3 separate regions of the Mus musculus genome follow, and all the other regions are linked to region 3. Evidence: chromatin contacts called from ENCODE Hi-C or POLR2A ChIA-PET data. All regions are on one chromosome and are shown on one strand. The core of a region is the stretch at or near the end of the contact, and the rest is flanking DNA. Distances in the headings are between cores, read along the strand shown.

Region 1 (2,700 bases), core at 92-2,591, 110 kb after region 3:
AATTTACTTGAACTCTTTACCTTACTGTGTAACATGGGACAGAAATTGAATGAAATGTCTAGTGTTGGGCTAACACGTTCATCTCTGAACTTTAGACCTACCACTTTTAACTGTTTCACTTCGTTTTCACTGGGTTTTGAACACCAGGGACAGCTACCACCCTTATTGTTCCCAAAATGTAATTACAGTAAACTACATGGAGAAAACACACATGCATTCCTCAGCCACAGATGGTAGTACTTTTATTGCTGATATTTTACTACTGTGCCTATCAAAGTATAGCGGAGACATCAACTGCATGAAGTAAGACCCAAGTAAAGAAGACAGGAAGACAATTGGGCAGCTAATCAAACTCACCAGTAACTTCCCCATACTTCAGGCCTATAGGCTCTGGGTTTTGGCTTTGCTACATATTATTCTTTAGAATTCTTCTCAGTTGACCTTCCATGGCAAATCTAATTCTGGCCCCCTTGCAGCCTTATTATGCCTTTATTAGGCAAACATGTTGATTGGAGTTTGTAAAAACTAAAAGCACCTTTTGGTTTATTAAAACACAAAGAAACCTTGCTAGTTAATGCACAAGGCAAAAGCCCAAACTATTTTCCAAAACAAGTCTGCAATTTATGCAGAGAAATCTCTTAACTTTCCCTGAGGTGTATATTCCATATAGACGTGTATTACAGACATTAACAGACATTTCCATTTTACAAAAGATTTAACCTAGTATCTTCTGTCAAATTTCTAGCACCTACTACAAAACTGCAAACATAAAAGCTTTTGAAATAGTCATTTTAAGTGAGTCACTCCCTGAAAGAATTTACATTACAGCCAAAGTAAGTTGACTTCAGTATCTTGGAGATAAAACCTGAATTAATTTGCTCATCTGCTTAGCATGTTATCTGTTGCTGTGGAAACCGGTGTGTGTGTTGGGAGGGGGGAGGGCGGTTGGCGAGGGGAGCGACACTGAACTGGTCACAGGCAAATCTCTACCTAGCTGTCATTTCAGGCAAATTATAATTTGTACAACAAACTTGTGATTCAAACAATGTAACCAACATTCTGATGAAAGACAGTGGTAGGGAAAGAATGCTTGTCATGAAGTCTTCCAGGGGGCTCTGGGGCTGAATTCCTGAGGTTCTTTTTCCAGTTGTGCTTAGTGTAGGCCCCAGAAGGGGCTCAGTGAAAATATTTTAGCTCAGAGGCGCACATTTAAAGAGAGCAAGGACAGATTCTTCATAGAGACTGCATCTCCTTTCAACTTCCGTCTCCTGGGTGGAGACCTTGCGGGTTCAGGCACCTGCAATTTCCGCCCTTTTCCTCCCCCCCCCCCCTTTCCGGGCGGAGGAGCCTCGCTCCTCCTCCAGCTAGAGCCCTAGGAACGGCCACGCTCCCTAACCTTGCTTCCAGGACCTAAAAGGGTCGGTCACTCTCTTACAATGCGCTAATTAGGAACAATGTGTCTCCCAATGAAAGCTCTACAGAGGGTAAAGTGCAGCCCACGACAACAGTTCGGTGTGTTCTAGCCTGTTTCCCCGCCTCGCCCCACGTCAGGCTTCTACGATCACGTCCAACCCGCTAGCCCAACCCTTTCCCCGCTCCTCCCAGCGACCACCCATTGTCCCCGCGGCTGTCACGGTGTGGACGCCGAGCTCGCGACTGGAAAGGCAGGGCGTCATTCAGCCTCGCGCTTTTCCCAGCCTTAAAAGGTCTAAGGCCGCTTCCTGCAGCCAGAAGGTAAAGCGGGCCGCCCGAGGGAGCAGCCGCGCCCGGGCCTCCCTGCCCCGGCGTTGGCGGAGCCGCTGCCCTACTCTCGGCTTCTGATCACAATGCCCTGGCAGTAGAGCTGCCTTCACCCTGCCCCGCAACCCGCCCACCGCCATTACCGGCGCAGAGAGAGGGCGGCCGAGCGGGAAGGGGGTGGGGGGGAACGCGAAGGTCCCGGATGTGCCCGCCAGTGAGGTGGGGGCGGGGAGAGGCTTCCTTCCGCGGGCCGCAGGGGCGGGGAGGGAGGGCAGCTCGCGGGGGCGGCGGGGAGCGAACCGAGCACGCGGGTGAAGGCAGGGTCGGGAGCGGAGCGGAGCGCGAGTACGCGCTCTCCTCCGCTCGCCCTCGGGCACGGGCGGGCCGGCCGGGCGCGCGCAGGGGAGCGGCGGTTGCGCCGGGCCGGAGAACTGTGGGCACCAATCAACGGTTGCCATAGCAGCGTTTGACGTCATCGTGCGTGTGGTGCCCCTGCTGCCGGGGCTAGTGATTGGAGGAAACCCCGTGTCTGCGGAGCGGCTGTAGCCTGTGAGCAGCCAGATCAGGGACAGAGTCTCAGCCTCGCCGCCACCGCTGCTGCCGCCGCCGCCCAGAGACCGCCGAGCCGCGTCCGTGTGCCGCCACCCACTCCGGACACAGGTGAGGAGCCGCCCGAGTCGGCCTCCGGTCCCTTCAGCCCGCCGCCGCGCTGCGGCCCGAGAGGGGTCTTCTCAGGAGGACCCGGGCGGCGGCTCGGCTCTGCCGGGCCCGGGCAGGCGCCCACCGCCGCCCCCGGCCGCTTGCTTCTGGCCTGCCGGGCTGCTCATCGCCCCGTTCTGGTCCCCGGGGTGGGGGTGGCGGATGAGGCGCCCACGCGCGAGACCCAGGGGCTCCCGCTCCCGAGGGCGACCGCGATCCGCCCCCGCCGGCACCCTGCTTCCGCCCGCGACTGTGACTCGG
Region 2 (2,700 bases), core at 86-2,585, 110 kb before region 3:
CATTGTCATTCATGACTAGACAAACAGCTCTTTGTATTTCCCAAGTCTAGATCCTCCAAGACTCTCAACCCAAAAGGCAGATTAACACAACAGTAAATGTGGCCACCATTAATAACTATGTTATAGCTTCTTGACATGTCTGTTCCAAACCTGTCTCTTTAGACACATTCTGTTCAATATTGTTTTTTCAGCACTTTGTTGGTCACTGGCTATACAGTAATAAAAAGGAGATTACAGATTACCATCAGCAACAGTAACAAAACTTAAACACGTAACTACATTTTAATAAAGGCTTGTGAGCATAAAGTGAAATGAATCAAAGATGAGCCCACTTCAATCATGGCCCAGCTGCGTTGCACCTTTCTGGCTATTTTTAACAATACTGTGACAAGGTTATCATAGTACAAGTAAAGTAGACTATGCTCATAGTCAACGAATTCTCTGGCTACTGGCAGGCAAGTTTGAGATTCTGACTGGGCATGGCGACACATGGTCATGTAGCTCCTGTGGAGGTGAAAGGGTTCAGTTCTAGGACAGACTGAACCACATAGTGGTTTTAAGGCCACAAAAGCAGTATACCTATAACCTAATTAGATCTAATGGGGAGCAGCTTGTTGCAGGTACAGGGCAACAAATGCAGAGATTTACAACGCCATTTCTAACCACCACTAGATGTTAGAATTGCAATCGCTCTTAATAAGGTATCTGAAGTTCACAACGTGGTCTAAATCAAGTGGAGGCGGGGAACGACCTTTTATTCTTTCCCCAAGTATTAGCAATCCAATAGCCAGCCTGCACAGGCCAAGCGAGCACGTTAGGATTTAGCCGATTTTTCAGGCTCAAGTCTCCATCTATGTGAAAGTCCCTAGTAAGTCAAAATACCCTGAGCACGGAACCAGTGAGGGAACAATGGCAGCGAGTCTGGCAGGGGGTCATGGCCGAGCGGCGGCCACGCGGGGCCCCGGACGCGACTCCCCCGCCGCTCCGGCTAGCGCCTTACAGGGCTCCCGGCTGGCCAGGGAAAAACGAGGGCGGCGGGGCAAAGGCCAGGCCGGGTGAGTGAAACACGAAAGAGTGACTGCTGAGCCACTCGGCCGACAGCCGCCCGTAGACCGGAGGTCACACACCGCAAGGGCAGGGGGACACGCTGAGACGACACCGAGAGAGCGGGCGGGAAGCAGAGGGGCGGGCGAGGGCCCCGCAGTTCCCGTCTTAGGCCCCGCCCCCGCGCGCTTATGTAACAGGGGAGAGCTGCCATTGGCCTGCAGACCGGAAGGACGCGGGCATGCTAGAGGGGCGGGGCAAAGCCGCCGCAGGAAGGTGAGGGGCGGGACCGCGCGGGCAAGCAGGCGGCGCTGAGGCGACTGGGAGTGCGGCGCGGCGTGCGCGGGCACGAGCGACGGGCCTGCCTCGGGCTCAGGCGCGGCGGGCGCGCGCTGCGGCGGGTGTGCGAGGCGCGGGCTGTTGTGCTCCCGGCTCTGCTCGGTCCTTCCTCTGCGGGTGGCGGAGGCCCCAAGCGGTGCGGGGCTCGACCCTTCCTTCCCTACTCGTCCTGCCCAGCTCTTCTCGCGCTGCGCGGTCTCTCGGACGCCAGACCGGCCCGGCCCGGGTAAGCGGCGCCGCAGGACGCGGGAGCCGGGGCGGGAGGCACGCGGCGGCGGGAGGCCGGGGCGGGCGTCGGACTCCCGGCGGAGCGGGCGCGGGGCTGAGGGCCGCCGAGGCCTCGGGCGGGCCGGGCTGCAACCGTGGGGTTGAGTCTGCCCACGAATGGCTGTTGAGAGCTGGGATCGTGCCGCGGAGCCGACCTGGGCCCCTTGCTCTGGCTGGTTGCAGAGTGTGAGCCCATTTCCTGGCTCCCCGGCCTCAGAGTAAGTTGTTTCTCTTTAAGCGGCCCCTTAGGGCCTCCTTCTCAAGAGTCCTGGTATTCCAAGAACTCTTCCTGGTTCGTAGCTCATTTGCAGCCTCCTGGGAAAGCTAAAACTTTTATTAAAAATCAGCTGGTAACTGTTTGCAAACGATTTATTGCCTTTCAGTTTGTCCCACTTAATCAGGGAGCGATTTATACGTAAGATTTTGTCAAAAACTCGATGAGCTGGTCAAGAGCAAATTGTAAGTTGAACTGTCCGAAAGCAGGTGGTTGGATCGTTTGCACTTCTGCTTTCAGAAAGGAAATCTGTGCTGTCAGAAGTTAGGGGCCTGCCCCGCTCAGCTAGCCTGTTAGAACAGATCTCCTTTGCCTAGTGTTACATTTTGTGTTTATTGAAGCGTTTGCCTTTTTGTAACCGTTGGTGGTGGTAAAGAAAATGGGTTAAATCTTAGGTGTTCTGTTGTGTTTTAGGAGAAGCCCTAAACGCAAAAGTTAAAAAATAGTTTTTGCTTATCTGATGGCATTGTTTTTACAGCACGCTTCATGAAAAGGTTATCAAAGTAGCTGCTTTAATTTCTAGATGGCAAGGAAAGTTCTGGAATTACTGATGTGAGGTTCTGTAACTTAAGCATAAAACCCTTAAGATCTGTTCACCAAGTAATTCACATACATAAGCCATGCTTTATGGAAGAGTTAAGATGTTTTAGACAATCAGAATGATCTAGTAAAGATCTGATACTAAGACAGGGGGACATTAAGAGTGTTTTCAGGACTGGAGAGATGGCTCAGCGGTTACGAGCACTGTCTTCTCTTCCAGAGGTCCTGAGTTCCAT
Region 3 (2,777 bases), core at 121-2,620:
ACCTCAGCTGTCTTCCCACACCAGGGCTCAAGGCTACATCTCCTTGTAGGTGAGGCTGGGAATCTGCCTATCCATCTTAAAACCCAGTCCCAGTAGCCTTCAAGTCAGGGAAAGCAGTCTTTCATGCTATGATGCCTTTTAAAGGGCCCAGACCTCTATAATAATAAAGGACATGAGGCATTTCTTAGCACCTACTGTGTGCCAGCCATTTTGCATAAATTATCTTTAATTTGAAAACTAGGTGTTCTTGTCCTCATTTTACAAACAAGAAAACTGAAACTCAGCAGAGTTCTATACTTAATTTGTGTTAGTTCATGCCCTTGACAATGGGAAGGCACTGATTAGAATCTGTTCCTATTCAGCTGCAACTTGACGGTGACAGTCGTAACTTCATTAAGCCTACCGTGATCACTCAGTGAGTGACCTTTGACATCAGTCACACCCACACACTACCATGCATCGATATTCTACAACGGAGAGGTCTCAGTTGGTAAAGTGATTATCTTGCAAGCCTGAGGACCTGAACTCACATTTAACCACATGCAAAAAATAAAAATTAAAATTAAAAAAAGCTGAGCATTGTGACACCAACTTGTAATCTCTGTGCTGGGAAGGCAGAGACAGACAGATCTCTGGGACTTGGTGACTAGCCAGTCTAGATCACTTGGTGAGTTCCAGGCCAGGGGATACCCTGTCTCAAAACAACAACAACAACAACAACAACAACAACAACAACAACAACAACAACAGGTAGAGAGCATGTGAGAAATGGCATTCAAGGTTCTCCTCTTCCTTCCACTCATGAAGCTACACATGTGTATGTGCACTTATACACACATGTGTACCTGCGCGCGCGCGCACACACACACACACACACAGAGAGAGAGAGAGAGAGAGAGAGAGAGAGAGAGACAGACAGACAGACAGACAGACACACAGAGAGAGAGACAGAGAGCTAGTGGCATCCTCCCAGGCTATGACTAAGCCTCCCTGGGCTAGGATATCCTGTTTAGTTAAGCCCATCTTTTCTATGGAAGGTGAGCCCTCAAAGAACCGGCTGGGCCCAGAACATACAGGGTGCAGCCCCAAGCTGACTTTGAGAGATCCCAGCTTAACAGGAAGCCTAATGACCGGCCTCCCTCCCCCAGCTCTGACTCCTGTTGAGTGTGGAGCAGAAGCAGAAGCAAGCGTAGCCATGGTGATGGCGGCAGTCTGCTGAGAGCCAGGGAGATGCGGGGTGGGGGTGAGAGGAAAAGGAGAGAGCAAGCCAGAGCAGGCACCGTGCAGAGGCTGGGCAAGCGGGTCTCTGGGAAGTTAGACATGAGGAGGGGAGGCTGGTTGGAGGGCTGGCTCTCCATCCCGCAGTATGCTGGTGCCCTGCCATGCCACCTCACCTGGGGTGGCCAGGGCAGCCTCTTGCTGGAATCATCTGCCTTGTCAGGCTCCAGAAGGGACACAGACCATTTGGAAAGGCAGGCAGCAAGGACATCTTCCTGCTTTCTGTCACTGTTCCCGCCCAACCATTTCCTCAGGTTTGCACCCTTCCTTAAGGGCTGAGCACGAGGATCCCATCCTTAGCACTGTTGACAGAGAGTGGAGAAGCCCCTGCCATGACTGCCCACCATGCAAGATGCCCTAACATATATGCGATGTACCCCAAAAGTCCTTCCTGTGCAGCCCTGCTCACGGCACAGAAACAGGTGATCATGGCCCACGTGCTCTGTGCTGACCTCCCCTCTGATCCTGCCCTAGCCTTTGCCTGCAAATCTCACTCTGAGCATCCATGGTTGAATCTCTCAAGGATCAGGAAAGCCTGCCCCCTGCCCTTCAGGTCAGGCACATCACAACCCAGGACCCAGAAACCTCACTCACTATGGTAGCCTTCTTCAGAACTGCCCTAGGTAGGGTATCTCTCTCTACAGGACTCTAGAGCCAGAAGGGCAGTGGCCAGCATTGCCTCAGATCTCACATTCCCTGTTTCTTGCACGCTGTCTGGAAAGAAGTCCTTGGGAAAGGGGGTAGGGCACGAGAGGGGAACTATCCATTTGCTCTGCTTGGAAAAGTAGCTGGAGTGTCTCCATCTGACCTCAAGGCCAAGAAGATAGCAAAAATCCTGAGGATGCCCAGGGGCAGGAGGGAAGATACAGTCTAAAGAGAGATGTGTGTGCTGCTTGAGCTATCAGACTTCTAAAGAAAGGCTTCAGGGAAACTGGGACTTCCCAGAAATCCCACATCGGCGTGGGGGTGGGGTGGGGTGGGGAGCCTAAAACTTGCTTCCAGACAGAGGAGGAACATGTCTCCTCTGAAGAGATTTCACACCCTTCTAACAATTCGTCAGACCGTCTTGGAGGACAGACTGGAACCAGAGTCCAAGTCAGATCAATAACAGGCAGGACCACACCTTGGCCAGGACTGTATAATTATGTGTCACACTTACCCTCTATTTGAACAGAAACCTCCTGTTAGTTCCCTGAACATGGATTTGAGGAAAGAGGGGAGGGGCCTGGGGAGGGGAGCTTGAGCGAGTGGGGGTGGGAAATGCCATCCCCCTTATTTGTTTCTCTTCTCAGTGGGAACACACTGAATAAACTGTCTCTTAGCTCTGCTCCTCACTATTGCTTGTCTGTTTATTCAGGACAGGGGGTTGAGACTTGCTTGTTATGGCTGCCAGAGTGCACGCTCTAACCCTAATAACTCCAGACTCCATGGCCTCCTGAAAGCAAATGATGTCGTCTTACCTCAACACTACTTCTTGAAGGTGGGGGCAGTAACACTAG

What was found. Hi-C counts contacts between places; a loop is a spot of excess contacts on that map. ChIA-PET counts read pairs that join two places held with the same protein, here RNA polymerase II (POLR2A).
Region 1: a map of left cerebral cortex shows a loop between it and region 3 (2.4-fold over the local background). The contact joins the promoter of Ywhaz here to the enhancer-like site in region 3. A Hi-C loop is called at or near these places in 1 of 37 maps with a recorded cell type or tissue (left cerebral cortex). POLR2A ChIA-PET finds 5 or more read pairs at or near these places in 3 of 5 experiments (Patski and embryonic stem cell).
Region 2: POLR2A ChIA-PET joins it to region 3 with 10 read pairs in Patski. The contact joins the promoter of Zfp706 here to the enhancer-like site in region 3. POLR2A ChIA-PET finds 5 or more read pairs at or near these places in 2 of 5 experiments (Patski and embryonic stem cell).

The regions. Positions count from the first base shown.
Region 1 is chr15:36,793,179-36,795,878 of GRCm38, reverse strand. Ywhaz (tyrosine 3-monooxygenase/tryptophan 5-monooxygenase activation protein, zeta polypeptide) reads left to right here and starts at 1,341. Exons shown (of 7, transcript NM_011740.3): 1 at 1,341-1,734; 2 at 2,204-2,400.
Region 2 is chr15:37,006,037-37,008,736 of GRCm38, reverse strand. It overlaps Zfp706 (zinc finger protein 706), which reads left to right and starts at 1,335. Exons shown (of 4, transcript NM_026521.4): 1 at 1,335-1,609. LOC115488529 reads right to left here. Exons shown (of 2, transcript XM_030248876.1): 2 at 264-1,881. The coding sequence ends at 933.
Region 3 is chr15:36,900,389-36,903,165 of GRCm38, reverse strand. No RefSeq gene overlaps it. Among named protein-coding and RNA genes, the nearest start is that of Gm34529, 8.9 kb to the left of the region's middle. Within about 2 kb of position 1,370, at least 2 of the 3 ENCODE cell types and tissues checked have a DNase peak (open chromatin) inside an H3K27ac peak, as active enhancers do; they include left cerebral cortex, where a contact is called at or near this core.